Linked DNA regions of Homo sapiens: region 2 is linked to region 1. A link is an interaction called in ENCODE POLR2A ChIA-PET data of the cell type or tissue named here. Cell type or tissue: B cell. All regions are shown on one strand. Each heading gives the region's core, and the rest is flanking DNA. Links, peaks and the distances in the headings are about the cores only.

What was found. Peaks named below come from ENCODE experiments on the same cell type or tissue, not always from the same donor. Only the 100,000 strongest peaks of a DNase experiment are listed, where the experiment ranks them.
Region 2: POLR2A ChIA-PET joins it to region 1 with 6 read pairs; 5 of 35 experiments call an interaction of 5 or more read pairs at or near these places.

What each region holds. Positions count from the first base shown.
Region 1 is chr1:45,784,236-45,792,164 of GRCh38, reverse strand. No RefSeq gene overlaps it. Among named protein-coding and RNA genes, the nearest start is that of MAST2, 15 kb to the left of the region's middle. In B cell, for the core only: no CTCF peak of the experiment used is centred there; a DNase peak (open chromatin) is centred at 4,034.
Region 2 is chr1:45,901,008-45,908,936 of GRCh38, reverse strand. All of the region lies in intron 4 of MAST2 (microtubule associated serine/threonine kinase 2), which reads right to left. LOC105378694 (a long non-coding RNA gene) reads left to right here. Exons shown (of 5, transcript XR_001738038.2): 1 at 1-1,990. Among named protein-coding and RNA genes, the nearest start is that of MAST2, 100 kb to the right of the region's middle. In B cell, for the core only: no CTCF peak of the experiment used is centred there; no DNase peak of the experiment used is centred there.

The DNA of each region.
Region 1 (7,929 bases), core at 1,777-6,776:
AAAGTCTCTTCAATAAATGTACTAGGAAAACTGGATATCTGTATGCTGTAGAATGAAACCAGACCTTTATCTCTCACAATATACAAAAATCAACTCAAAATGGACTAAAGACTTAAATGTAAGACCTGAAACTATGAAACTACTAAAAGAAAGTATAAAAGAAACACTCCAAAACATGGGACTGGGCAAAGATTTTATAGATAATACCTCACAAGCACAAGCAACAAACTCAAAAATAGCTGGGCCCAGTGGCTCATGCCTGGAATCCCAGCACTTTGGGAGGCCGAGGCAGGTGGATTACCTGAGGTCAGGAGTTTGAGACAAGCCTGGCCAAAATGGTGAAACCCCATCTCTACTAAAAATACAAAAAATTATTCAGGCATGTTGGTGGGCACCTGGAATCCCAGCTACTCAGGAGGCTGAGGCAGGAGAATTGCTTGAACCCGGGAGGCAGAGGTTGCAGTGAGCTGAGGTCATGCCATTGCACTCCAGCCTGGGCAATAAGAGCAAAACTTTGTCTCAAAAAAAAAGAAGCAAAAATAGACAAAAGGGATTATTACTATATCAAACTAAAATCTTCTCCACAGCAAAGGAAACTATCAACAGAGTGAAGAGACAACCAGTAGAATGGGAGAAAATATTTTCAAAATATTAATCTGGCAAAGGATTAATACCACGAATATACAAGGAACTCAAACAATTCAACAGCAAAAACACCCAAAGAATCCAATTTTTTTAAATGGGCAAATGAGTTGAATAGACATCTCTCAAATGAGACATACAAATGGCCAGCAGGTATATAAAAGAACGCTCAACATCACTAATCACCAGGGAAATTCAAATCAAAACCACAATGAGATAACATCTCACTCCAGTTAGAATGGCTACTATCAGAAAGACAAAAAAATAACAAATTCTGGAGAAGATGTGGAGAAACGGGAACTCTACATATTGCTGGAGGGAATGTAAATTAGTACAGCCATTATGGAAAACAGTATAGAGGTTCCTCAAAAAATGAAAAACAAAGCGGGGCACAGTTGCTCACGCCTGTAATCCCAGCACTTTGGGAGGCTGAGGTGGGCGGATCACGAGGTCAGGAGATTGAGACCATCCTGGCTAACATGGTGAAACCCCGTCTCTACTAAAAATACAAAAAATTAGCTGGGCATGATGGCATGTACCTGTAATCCCAGCTACTTGGGAGGCTGAGGCAGGAGAATAGCTTGAACTCGGGAGGCAGAGGTTGCAGTGAGCCAAGATTGCGCCACTGCACTCCAACCTGGCGACAGAGTGAGACTCCGTCTCAAAAAAAAAAAAAAAAAAAGAAAAGAAAAAAGAAAAACAGAGCTGTCTGATGAGCCAGCAATTGCACTACTGAGCATATATCCAAAGGAAATTATGTTATCTGCACTCCCATGTTTTTTGCAACACTATTCACAACAGCCTATGTATATCTATAGGTTATATACAGATATATATAGATAGATATCACATTTTCTTTATGTGTATATATATATATATATATATACTCCATTGTGTGTGTGTATATACTCCATTGTGTGTGTGTATATACACATATGCACATATATATACACATATGTGTGTATGTACATACATACATACACACATATATAATACATACAATGGAATATATATATATACACACACAATGGAATATATATAGACACACACACAATGGAACACTATATCTATATACACACATACGCACACACACAATGGAATATATATATACACACAATGGAATACTATATATATATATACGCACACACACCCCCACAATGGAATATATATACGCACGCACGCATATATATACACATACACTTAATTTCCCTCACACACACAATGGGATACTATTCATCGGTAAAAGAACAAAATCCTATCATCTGTGAAAACATGAAAAAGTTACCTGTAATCTCAGCTACTCGGGAGGCTGAGGCAGGAAAATGGCTTGAACCCGGGAGGCGGAGCTTGCAGTGAGCTAAGATAGTGCCACTGCACTCCAGCCTGGGCAAAAGAGCGAGACTCTCTCTCAAAAAAAAAAAAAAAAAGAAAAAAAAGAAATATCACGCTGTACCCAGTAAATATATATAATTATTGTGTCAGTGAAAAATAATAAAAGCAAAAAACCCTTTTTAATGTTTTAAATAGTTAAAATGGAACAAATGCCAATTAAATGATAGTATGTTTATGAAGATGAAAGATTTTATTGATATGGCAACAAAGACAGTAGCTTCTAACAAGATTAAAAGAATGGCTATTAGAATTACCTAGCTAGCACAGTGGCTCATGCCTATAATCCCAGCACTTTGGGAGGCCTAGGCAGGAGGAGCAATTGAGGCCAGGAGTTCATAGACCAGCCTGGGCAACACAGCGAGATCCTGTCTCTACAAAAAATTTAAAAATTAGCCAGGCATGGTGGCACATACCTGTAGTCCTAGCTACTTGGGAGGTTGAAGCAGGAGAATCCCTTAACCCCAGGAGTTTGAGGCTGCAGTGATTTATGATCATGTCACTGCACTCGAGCCTGGGAAACAGAGTTAGACTCTGTCTCTAAAAAACAATAAAATAATTTTTAAAAAGGAATTTCCAGAAAAACATAAAACCATGGTTTAAAAATGAAACAAATTAAAATGCTGCTTCTATTTTAGCAATCAATGGATAATAAGATAAGAAAACCCACATGGTCCTGACATTTCTATTTCTGTTTTTAAAATTTTATAATTTTGAGGTTAGATTTTTAAAAATCCTGATAGACTTGGGAACATCTTTGAAAACGTCAGCCATTATTAATTATGCTTGTCTCCATCCATTTCTTGTCCTTCCTCTACACTGCTGTACACTGCAGAGGACTAGCTGGTGCAAGTTATGTTTCTTTTTTCTTTCTTTTTTTTTTTTGGATACAGAGTCTCACTCTGTCACCCAGGCTGGAGTGCAGTGACACAATCTCGGCTCACTGTACCCTCCACCTCCCAGGTTTAAGCGATTCTCTTGCCTCAGCCTCCTGAGTAGCTGGGATTACAGCTGTGCGCCACTACTTCTGGCTAATTTTTTTATTTTTAGTAGAGACGAGTTTTCACCATGTCGGTCAGGCTGGTCTCAAACTCCTGACCTCGTGATCCTCCTGCCTTGGCCTCCCAAAGTTCTGGGATTACAGGCATGAGCCACTATGCCCGGCCACAAGTTATATGTCTTTCTTTTTGTTTTTGTTTTTGTTTTGTTTTTTTGATACAGAGATTTGCTCTTATTGCCTAGGCTGGAGTCCAATGGTGTGATCTTCGCTCACTGCAACCTCTGCCTCCCAGGTTCAAGCGATTCTCCTGCCTCAGCCTCCCACGTAGCTGGGATTACAGGCATGTACCACCATGCCCAGCTAATTTGTATCTTTAGTAGAGAGGGGGTTTCACTATGTTGGTCAGGCTGGTCTTGATCTCCTGACTTCAGGTGATCCACCCACCTTGGCCTCCCAAAGTGCTGGAATTATAGGCCACTGTGCCCGGCTGGCTGGCTGGCTGGCTGGCTTGCTTGCTTGCTTGCTTTTTTTTTTTTTTTTTTTTTTGACAGTGTCTCGCTCTGTTGCCCAGGCTGGAGTGCAATGGCACCATCTTGGCTCACTGTAACCTCCTCCTCCCAGGTTCAAGTGATTGTCCTGCCTCAGCTTCCCGAGTAGCTGGGACTGCAGGCGCCTGCCACCACGTCCAGCTAATTTTTGTATTTTTAGTAGAGATGGGGTTCCACCATGTTGGTCAGGCTGGTCTTGATTTCCTGACTTCAGGCAATCCACCCACCTCGGCCTCCCAAAGTGCTGGGATTACAGGCATGAGCCACTGCGTCAGGCCCGCAAGTTATATTTCTAAAGTTCTTTCACCTGGTTACTTTTGGTTAATGGGAGGGATATTGGAGGATTTCTGCTTCAGCCAGCATCTTCAACATTGACTGTGTCTTTCTGATCTCACCAGAGTCTCTTCCTCCTTATCTTGCTTCCACGGGGTGGTCCTTCCCTTAGTGGTTTCAGTTCCCATTGAGTGGTCCCAGCTCATGGGTTCTGTAACCACTACCTCCTCCGCTGATTCTCCAGCCCTCGGGGTGGTAGAGGCTTCCTGCTGTTGCTAATTTCTGAATTGCTTCCCCATTCCCTATTTCACTTCCAACCCATTTGTAACTACCCTCCTGTATAAAATTCCTTCTATTTAACAACGTGGCATAGACTCCATTTCTGTTTCTCTGACTGGACCCAGATGTAATTAATCTAAGTAGTGTATATGGACCATGGGAATTAATGCCATTCAATCAACCATCAAAAGACAAGGAGAGGCCGGGTGCCATGGCTCATGCCTGTAATCCCAACACTTTGGGAGGCTGAGGCAGGTGGATCACTTGTGGTCAGGAGTTCAAGACCAGCCTGGGCAGCATAGTGAGACCCTGTCTCTACAAAAAAAAAAAAAAAAAAATAGCCAGGCATGATGGCTTACACCTGTAGTCCTAGCTACTCAAGAAGCTGGTGGGAGAATCACTTGAGCCCAGGAGTTCAAGGCTGCAGTGAGCCATGATCGTGCCACTGCACACTTCAGCCTGGTTGACAGAGTGAGACCTGTCTCTAAAAAAGTACAAAGAAAAAAGAAATAAAGAAAAATAGAAGCCTAAAAGATTTACTGTCTGGCCATTTACAGAAAACATTTGCTGACCTCCATATTAGGTAATGGAGTAGCCAGGCTCAGAGACATGCTTTGAGAAGGCTGGTTGTGCTTGTATAATCATTCCAAGCAAGGTGGAAATTGGTGGTAGAGAGGCTAGTGGGGAACCCAATGCAGTAATCCAGAAGGGAGATGAGGAGGACTGTATTAGTCAAAACTTTTTGATTGCAAGTGATCAAAACCTAACCTAACCAGACAAGCAAAAGTGAACATGGAACAACCTGCAAGTTGTCTCTCCAATATCCATTCCTTGTCTTGCATACTAAGAAAAGCCCAATTTAGTATGGGTCAGCAGTATATGTAGTAGCTAAAATATTTACCTTTCCAGAGTGCAGGTTGGGATAATCTGCACTTAGGGGAGACCATATGACCCAGTTCTGGCCACTGGAAGAATAAAGGAATTTTCAAAGTTAGGCTTGCAGAGGTACATGCCTGGTATGCTTGTTCTTTCAGCCCTTTGTCCCTCATCTTTTCCCTCTCTTCTTGCTAAGAAAGCAGACTCCATTTGGGATGTACAGTCACTATCTTGCCTCACACTGAGAATAGTGGAGCAGGCAAACATAGAAGCCTGGGTCTTTTATGACATCCTGTAACCTGGAGCAACTGCTCTAACCCTGGAATGCCTACCTCTAAGCATTTTTTTTTTTTTGAGACGGAGTCTCACTCTGTCACCCAGGATTCAATACAGTGGTGAGTGGTGTGATCACGGCTCACTACAACCTCTGTCTCCTAGGTTCAAGCAATTCTCCTTCCTCAGCCTCCCTAATAGCTAGGATTACAGGTGCCCACCACCATGCCGGACTAATTTTTGTATTTTAGTAGAGATGGGGTTTCGCCATGTTGGCCAGGCTGGTCTCAGACTCCTGACCTCAAGTGATCCACTGGCCTTGGCCTCCCAAAGTGCTGGGATTACATACATGAGCCACTGTGCCCACCCCATCTATTGATGGGAAGAAAATTAACTCCTATATGGATAAGCCGTGTTAATTACTTGCAGCCAAACACATCCCTAACTGATACAGAGAATTTGTTGGAAAAATCCTAAAGTAACTCAGATTATTCAAACTGAATCCCATTACTGTCTTTTGCATATTGGATTCATTTTCTTTTCTTGCACTCATCTGGCTTTCTTTACTCCTTGATCCACATGGCAGAAAATACGGCCATGGCTGGCTGGGCGAGGTGGTTCATGCCTGTAATCCCAGCACTTTGGGAGGCTGAGGCGGGCGGATCACGAGGTCAGGAGTTTGAGACCAGTCTGGCTAACATGGTGAAACCCTGTCTCTACTAAAAATACAAAAATTAGCCAGGTGTGGTGGCACGTGCCTATAGTCCCAGCTACTCAGGAGACTGAGGTGGGAGAGTCGCTTGAACCCAGGAGGCAGAGGTTTCAGTGAGCCAAGATCGTGCCACTGCACTCCAGCCTGAGTGACAGAGCAAGACTCCGTCTCAAAAAAAAAAAAAAAAAAGAAAGAAAGAAAATATGGCCATGGCCAACAACAGCTTCTATGTTTTACACTGTATATCTACAGTCATTGAAGAGAGATTAACCACACTCTCTTGGTCCTAAATATTAAAAAGTAAGAAGAAACTCACTGTCCCACTTCGGGCCACATGACTGCCTGCAGACCTATCAACCATAGACAGATAGGGTAGGTCAAATATGGGCATGCAATCTCCAGTAGGAACCACATGAATAGAATGGGAGGAGAGGCAGTGCCCACCGGAAGGAAGACTCCTGACAGACAAAACCACAGATACTTACTACAAAACCTGAACGAGGGTGGTGGTAGCAGAGTTAGAAGACAGATTCAAAAAATAATTAGGGAGAAATCAATAGTTGACTGATTGGTTTCGGGGGAGGGCAGTGAAAAAGAAGGAAAAGTTAAGAACAACTTCAAGGGTTTTGTTTCTTGTGAAAAAAAAAGAATTACTGATTGAATCAAAATGAATTATTATTAACAGTAACTTTGGCTGTCAGTTCTTCTCTTTACATACTTCACACAGATTTTAACACCAGATTCTAACCTTAGTTCCTAAAGATTCCACATGTCAATATGAAAATCACAAAGCTGCTGGGCGTAGTAGCTCATGCCTGTAATCCCAGCACTTTGGGAGGCTGAGGCAGGCAGATGACGAGGTCAGGAGTTTGAGACCATCCTGGCCAACATAGTGAAACCCCGTCTCTACTAAAAATACAAAAAAAATTAGCCGGGTGTGGTGGTGTGCGCCCCTGTAGTCCCAGCTACTCGGGAGGCTGAGGCAGGAGAATCGCCTGAACCCGGGAGGCAGAGGTTGCAGTGAGCCAAGATTGCGACACTGCACTCCAGCCTGGGTGACAGTGCAAAACTCCGTCTCAAAAAAAAAAAAAAAAATCACAAAGCTTCCAATGAATGAAGGAGCAGAAAGCAGGGAATAGGTAGTTCACAAAGGATGAAATTAAAGAAGTCGCTGGGCACGGTGGCTCACACCTGTAATCCCAGCACTTTGGGAGGCTGAGGTGGGCAGATCACTTAAGTCCAGGAGTTCAAGACCAGTCTGGCCAGCACGGCAAAACCCAGTCCCTACTAAAAATGCAAAAAATTAGCCAGGCGTGGTGGCACGCACCTGTAGTCCCAGCTGCTTGGGAGGCTGAGGCACCAGAACCACTTGAACCTGGGAGGTGGAGGTTGCAGTGAGCCAAGATCACACCACTGCCCTACAGTGTGGGCAACAGAGCAAGACTCTGTCTCAAAAAAAAAAAAAAAAAAAATTAAAGGGGTTAACAAACATGAAAAATGTTCTAACTTACTAGTGATCAAAGAAATGTAAATCAAAACAAGGAGGTAAGTCATTCTAAAAAGCTTATTAGATTAGCAAGTGGGCTGGCTACTGAGGCAATGTGCTAGACCTGGGTGCTCAGCTGTGTTTCAGATGACAAAGGCAATAGGCACAGCCTTTAGAGTAAGTATTGTGGCCAGAGTTATTCATGAACCATAGAGATGTTCCACTCCCATGATTTCACCACTGAAAAAAGATCCTAAGCAAATAATCCAAACTGTGGAAAAAAAGCCCTATGTATTAAAGATGTTTTTCACAGCATTGCTTAAAAGAGTAAAAATAATTTACAAACTAATAGTTGGCCGGGTGCGGTGGCTCACACCTGTAATCCCAGCACTTTGGGAAGCCAATGAGGGCTGATCACGAGGTCAGGAGATCGAGACCATCCTGGCTAACA
Region 2 (7,929 bases), core at 1,538-6,537, 120 kb before region 1:
TACAATGTAATAGTTTTCAGGCACTGGGACACATGTAATGCAAGAAAGAAAACCCAGAAAGAAGGGAAACTCAAAAGTCAGGCTGCTCCCTCCTCAGCTGCCTGGGAGCAATTTTCTTACAAGGGCAGACAGCTAGAGTTCAAGCAGAGCACAGTAGTTCCACTAAGCTGAGGAGGCATGGGCTAGAGTTCAGGTAAGCTAATCAAGCAGACATTGCATGTTCACCAAGAAAGACCACATGCTAGGCCATAAAAAAAGTCTCAAGAAATTTCAAAATATTGAAATTCCATAAATTATGCTGTCTAACCACAACAGAATTAAATTAGAAATCAACTACAATAAAATATAAAATCTTCCAATATTTGGAAACGAAACCACATATTTCTAAATAATCTATTGGTCAAAGATGAAATGACAAAGAAAATTAGAAAATATTTTGAATTACACTATAATAAAGACACACACACCAAATTATGGAATACAGTTAAAGGAGTGCTTAGAGGCACATATATAGCTTTAAATGCTTATATCAAAAAAGGAAGACCTGAAATCACTAATCCATACCTCTGCATTAAAAACTTTAAAAAGTCCAGGGAGGGATAGCATTGGGAGAAATACCTAATGTAGATTATGGGTTGATGGGTGCAGCAAACCACCATGGCATGTGTATACCTATGTAACAAACCTGTACGTTCTGCACATGTATCCCAGAACTTAAAGTATAATAAAAAACAATTTAAAAAAACTTAAAAGTAAATTAAATTCAAAATATAATAAAGAAAAGAAAGCAGAAATTAGGAACAGAAAATAAAAAAATTAACAAAACCAAAAATTGGTTCTTTGACAATATTAATAAAATTAATAAAACCACAGTAATAGACATCAAGAAGAAAAGGAGAGAAAACATAAATCATCAATATCAGAAATAAAAGATGAGTTATCACAACAAATCTAAAGACAGCAAAAGAATAATAAGAGAATAGCAGGAACAATTTATGCCAATACATTCTATAACTTATTTAAAATAGACAAAAAGTTCAAAAAATAACTTACCAAAACTGACTTTAATATAGATGTGCATTATGCTAAGTGACATAAGCCAGACACAAATGAACAATACTATATGATTCCACTGATATGAAGTATTTAGAAGAGGCAAATGCATAGAAAAAGAAAGTAGAACAGAGACTGCCAAGGCCTGGGGTAAGGGAAGAAGGGTGTTACTGCTTAATGGGCACAGAGTTTCTACCTGGGACCATGGAAAAGTTTTAGAAATAGATGGTGACAACAGTTGCATGACATTGTGAATATAGTTAATGTCATTACATTGTATACTTAAAAATGGTTAAAATGCCAGAAGTTGAGGCACAAGAATTGCTTGAATTTGGGAGGCAGAGGCTGCAGTGAGCTGAGATCACGCCACTGCACAGCCTGGGTGATAAGAGCGAGACTCTCTCAAAAAAAAAAAAAAAAGTTAAAATGGCAAATTTTGTTATATATACCTTGCCATAATTTTTAAGACTTTAAAGAAATTAATTCAAAAGGAGTTAAGATTCAAACATAAAAGCTAAAATTACAAACTTCTAGAAGAAAACATTGGAGAAAATCTTCATGATCTTGGGATGGGCACAGATTTCTTGGACAGAATGAGTGAGTACTAACTATAAAAACTCACAAAGAACATCAAAATTAAGACCTTCTGCTCTCTGAAAGACATCCTTCCAAAAAGGAAAAGACAAGCTGGAGAAAAATAAGTCACAATATATATAGTGATGCATCACTTAACAACAGAGATACCTTCTGAGAAATGCATTGTTAGGCGATTTCATCATTATGTGAACATCATGGAGTATACCTGCATAAACCTAGATGGTATAGCCTACCACACACATAGGCTATATGGTATTGTATAGCCTATAGACTGCTTCCAGGCCGCAAACCTGTATAGCATGTTACTGCATTGAATACTGTAAGCAACTGTAACACAATGGTAAGTATTTGTGCATTTAAACATAAAAAAGGTACAGTAAAAATACATGTAAAAGATAGAAATGGTACACTTGTATAGGGCACTTACCATGAGTGGGGTTTGCATGACTAGAACTTGCTCTGGGTGACTGAGTGAGTGGTGAGTAAATGTAAAGATCTAGCACATTACTGTCTACTACTGTAGACTTTATAGAAACATTGTATGCTTGGGCTACACTATTTAATATTGCATAATAACATTATATAAACATATAATATAATTATTATATGTTACAAACTTATATAATTATATATTATATAATTGTATCATATAAAATAACATATAATATAATTATATAATAACAATAATATATACAACATTATATAATAATAACATATAAACATTGTACACTTAGGCTACATTATTTTTTTAACAATAAATTAATCTTAGCTTACTGTAACATTTTCACCTTAAATTCTTTAAGTTTTAACTTTACCCTTAAAACACATATTGTACTGCTCCACAAAAATATTTTTGTTCTCTACATCTGCAGGCTATAGGCTGTTTTTTATTTTTAAATTTTAAATTTATTATTTCTTTTTAAATGTTTTTGCCAAAAATGAAGACACAAACATACACTTTAGCCTAAGTGTACACAGGGTCAGGATCATCAAGATGTCACTTTCAGCTCCTTTATAATCTTATGGGATCACCAGTGTCTATGCAGTCTGTTGTTGACCAAAACATTGCATGGTATTGCATGACTATATATATCTGACAAAATATCTGCATCTGAAATATATAAATAACTTGTACAACTCAGTAATTTTTTATTCTTTTTTTCAAAATAAGCAAAATATCTGAACACATTTCACAAAAGATTCACAAATGGCAAATAAGGACAGGAAAAACATATTCACCATCATTATTCATCTGGGAAATGTAAGTCAAAACCACAATGATATACCAGTATACACTCAATAAAATGGCTCAAATCTGATCATAACAAGTTTTGATGTGGACGTGGGCCAACTGGAACCCTCGACATCCCTAGTAGGAAAGTACAACAGTATAAACATTTTGGAAAATTATGTGGCAATTTTTTAGAAACTTAAACATACACTTACCAGTTACCATTTGATGGGGGTTAGGGGTAGTATCCTAAATCTAAGTTTGGCATTTTTTTTTTTTTGAGACAGAGTCTTGCTCTGTCTCCCAGGCTGCAGTGCAGTGGCGCGATCTCAGCTCACTGCAAGCTCCGCCTCCTGGGTTCACGCCATTCTCCTGCCTCAGCCTCCCAAGTAGCTGGGACTGCAGGTGCCCGCCACCATGCCCAGCTAATTTTTTGTGTTTTTAGTAGAGACGGGGTTTCACTGTGTTAGCCAGGATGGTCTCAAACTCCTGAGCTCGTGATCCGCGCCTTGGCCTCCAAAAGTGCTGAGATTATAGGCGTGAGCCACCGCGCACAGCCGGCTCTTTCATTTTTTAAAAGATTAAACATGCCTATAATCCCAGCACTTTGGGAGGCCAAGACGGGCAGATCACTTGAAGTCAGGAGTTCGAGACCAGCCTGACAAACATGGTGAAATCCAGTCTCTACTAAAAATACAAAAAAATTAGCCAGATGCGGTGGCGCATGCCTGTACTCCCAGCTACTTGGGATACTGAGGCAGAGGAATCACTTGAACACTTGAACCTGGGAGGTGGAGGTTGCAGTGAGCTGAGATGGTGCCACTGCATTCCAGCCTGAGTGACACAGCAAGACTCTGCCTCAAAAAAAAAAAAAAAAAAAAGATTAAACATATTTTAGTCAAAAGGGTTTTCATGTACCAGATACTACAACAAAAGTAACTTTGTGACCAGGTGCGCTGGCTCATGCCTACAATCCCAGAACTTTGGGAGGCCAAGGCAGGAGGATCACTTGAGCTCAGGAGTATGAGACCAAGATGAGCAACATAGGGAGATCACCTATTTATAATAAAGTTAAAAAAAATTAGCCAGGCATGATGGCATGTCCCTGTGGTCCCAGCTACTTGAGAGTCTGAGGTGGGGGACTCACTTGAACCCGGGAGGCTGAGGTTGCAGTGAGCCATGATCACACCACTACACTCCAGCCTGGGCAACAGAGCAAGGCCTCTCTCTCAAAAAAAGTGGCATTGCAATAAAATACACAAAAACTAAAAGCAAGAAAATGACAGTCTGGGTTGGGTGCGGTGGCTCGTGCCTGTAATCCTAGCACTCTGGGAGGCCAAGCAGGGTGGATCACTTGAACTCAGGAGTTTGAGACCAGCTTGGGCAATATGGCAAAATCCCATCTTTACAAAAAATACAAAAATTAGCTGGGTATGGTGGCATGTGTCTATAGTCCCAGCTACTTGGGGGGGCTAAGGTAGGAGTACTGCTTGAGCCCAGTTCAAGGCTGCAGTGAGCTGTGATTGCGCGAATGCACCCCAGCCTAGGCAACATAGCCAGACCCTGCCTAAAAAAAATTTAAGGCCGGACACGGTGGCTCATGCCTGTAATCTCAGCACATTGGGAGGCCAAGGCAGGTGGATCGCCTGAAGTCAGGAGTTCTAGATCAGCCTGGCCAACATGGTAAAACCACACCTCTACTAAAAATATAAAAATTAACCGGGCATGGTGGCAGGCGCCTGTAATCCCAGCTACTCAGGGGGCTGAGGCAGGAGAATCGCTTGAATCTGGGAGGCAGAGGTTGGCAGTGAGCTGAGATCACGCCATCACACTCCAGCCTGGGGGACAAGAGTAAGCCTTCGTCTCAAAAAAAAAAAAAAATTAAAAATTAGCTGGGTGCAGTGGCACACACCTATAGTCCCAGCTACTAGGGAGGCTGAGGTGGGAGGATCACTTGAGACCAGGAGTTTAAGATTGCAATGAGCTATGATACTGCTACTGCATTCCAGCTTAGCCAACTGAGACCCTGTGTCTAAACAAATAAATAAGCAAATAAGCAAGCAAGAACATAGGAAAAGTGGACTTTCATGATGTATTAGTTTTCTATTGCATAACAAATTAGCAAAAACTTAGCCACCTAAAACAATACACATTTACTATCTCACAGTTTCTGATTCAGGAATTCAAGCACAGCTTAGCTGGGTCCTTGCTTAGGGTCTCTTAAAGCTGCAAGCAAGGTGTCACCTGGGCTATGTTTTCATATGGAGACCCGATTCAGGAAGAATCCACTTCTAAACTCATTCTCATGTGCACACAGAACATTCTCTAAAATTGACCACATGTTCGGTCATAAAGCTAGTCTCAATAAATTTTTCAAAAATAAAAATCATATCAACCATCTTCTCAGACCTCATGGAATAAAATTAGAAATCAACATCAAGAGGAACTCTCAAAACCACACAAGTACATGGAAACTAAACAATTTGCTCCCGAATGACTTTACAGTAAACAATGAGATTAAGGCAGAAATCAAAAAATGTTTTGAAATAAATGAAAATAGAGACACAACATACCAAAACCTCTAGAATACAACAAAAGCAGTGTTTAGACTGCTAAGTTAAGTTTAGGCCAGGCACAGTGGCTCATGCCTGTAATCCCAGCACTTTGGGAGGCCAAGGCGGGAGGATTGCCTGAGCTCAGGAGTTTGAGACCAGCCTGGGCAACATGGTGAAACCCTGTCTCTACTAAAAATACAAAAATTAGCCAGGCATGGTGGTAAGTGTCTGTAATCCCAGCTACTCAAGAGGCTGAGGCAGAAGAATTGCTTGAGCCTGGGAGGCAGAGGTTGCAGTAAGCCGAGATCACGCCACTGCATCCAGCCTGGGCGACAGAGTGAGACTCTGTCTCCAAAAAAAAAAAAAAAAAAAAAGACAAAAATTTATAGTGCTAAATGCTTAACATCAAAAAGAAAGATCTCAATTAACAACCTAACATCATAGCTAAAGAAACTAGAAAAGCAAAAACAAGCCAAACCCAAATCTAGCTGAAGAAAAGAAATAAAGATCAGGGCAGAACTAAATGATATTGAGACCAAAAATATGACATAAAGGAGCAACAAAACAAAAAGTGGGTTATTTCAAAGGATAAACAAAACTGTTAAACTGCTAGGTAGATTAACCAAGAAAAGAGAAGATTTAAATAAGCACAATCAGAAATGACAAAAGTGGCATTACAACTGATATCACAGAAACACAAAAGCTCCTCAGAGACTACTATAACATCTCTATGAGCATAAACCAGAGAAACCTAGAAGACATGAATAAATTCCTCAAAACACACAAACTCTTAAGAATGAACCAGGAAGAAATGGAAATCCTGAACAGACCAATAATGAGCTATAAAACTGAATCAGTAATTTAAAAATCTACGAACCAAAAAAAAAAGCCCAGGACCAGAAGGATTCACAGCCAAGTTCTACCAGATGTACAAAGAAGAACTGTACCTCTTACTGAAACTATTAAAAAAAAAAATTGAGTATGAGGGATTCTTCCCTAGCTCGTTCTACTAAATCAGTATCATCCTGATACCAAAATCTGAGAAGGACACAACAAAAAAACTACAGGCCAATATCCCTGATGAACATGAATGTAAAAATCCTCAACAAAATACTAGTAAACTGAATCCAGCAGCACATCAAGATGATAACTGGATCATGATCAAATGGTTTTATGCCTGGGACACAAGGATGGTTCAGCGTACACAAATCAATAAATGTGATTCACCACATAAACAGAATAAAAAACAAAAACCATATGATCATGTCAACAGACACAGAAAAAGCATCTGATAAAATCCAACATCACTTCATGATTAAAAACCTTCAACGAATTAGGCATTGAAGGAAGACACCTCAAAATAGTAACAACCATATATGATAAACTCACAGCCAATAGCATCATACTGAATGGGCAAAAACTGAAAACATTCCCTCTAAGAAATGGAACAACACGAGGATGTCCACTCCCACTACTCCTATTCCACATAGTACTGGAAGTGGTAGCCAGAGCAATTAGGCAAGAGAAAAAAATAAAAAGCATCCAAATAGGAACAGAGTTAGTCAAATTATATCAGTTCACTAACAACATAATCCTATACCTAGAAAACCCTAAACATTACTCCAAATGATTCCTAGACCCAATAAACAATTTTAGTAAAGTTTCAGGATATAAAATTAATGCACAAATCAGTTGCATTTCTATATACCAACATTCAAGCTCAGAATCAAATCAAGAACTCAATCCCATTTACAATTGCCACAACCAAAATAAAATACTTAGGAATACATTTAACCAAGAAGATGAAAGACCTCTACAAGGAGAGCTAAAGAACACTGATGAAAGAAATCACAGACAACACAAACAAATGGAAAAACATCCTATGATCATGGATAGGAAGAATCAATATCGTGAAAATGACTACACTGCCCAAAGCAATTTTAATCAAATTACCAATGTCGTTTTTCACAGAATCAGAAAAAACCATTCCAAAATTCATATGGAACCAAAGAAGAGCCCACATAGTAAAAGCAATCGTAAGCAAAAATAACAAAGCTGGAAGCATCACACTACTCGACTTCAAATTATACTACAAGGCTATAGTCACCAAAACATCATGGTACTGGTACAAAAACAGACACACAGCTCAATGAAATAAAACAGAGAACCCAGAAGTCAATCCATACACCTACAGTAAAGTGATCTTCAACAAAGTTGACCACAATAATCAATGGGGAAAGGACACTCCATTCAATGAATGGTGCTGGGAAAATTGGCTAGCCATATGCAGAAGAATGAAACTGGACCCCTATCTCTCACCATATATAAAAATTAACACATGATGGATTAAAAATTTAAATTTAAGACCTGAAACTATAAAAACCCTAAAAGAATACCTAGGAAAAACTCTTATGGACATTGGCCTAGGCAAATAATTTATGACTAAGACCTCAAAAACAAATATGACCAAAACGAAAATGGACAAATGAGACT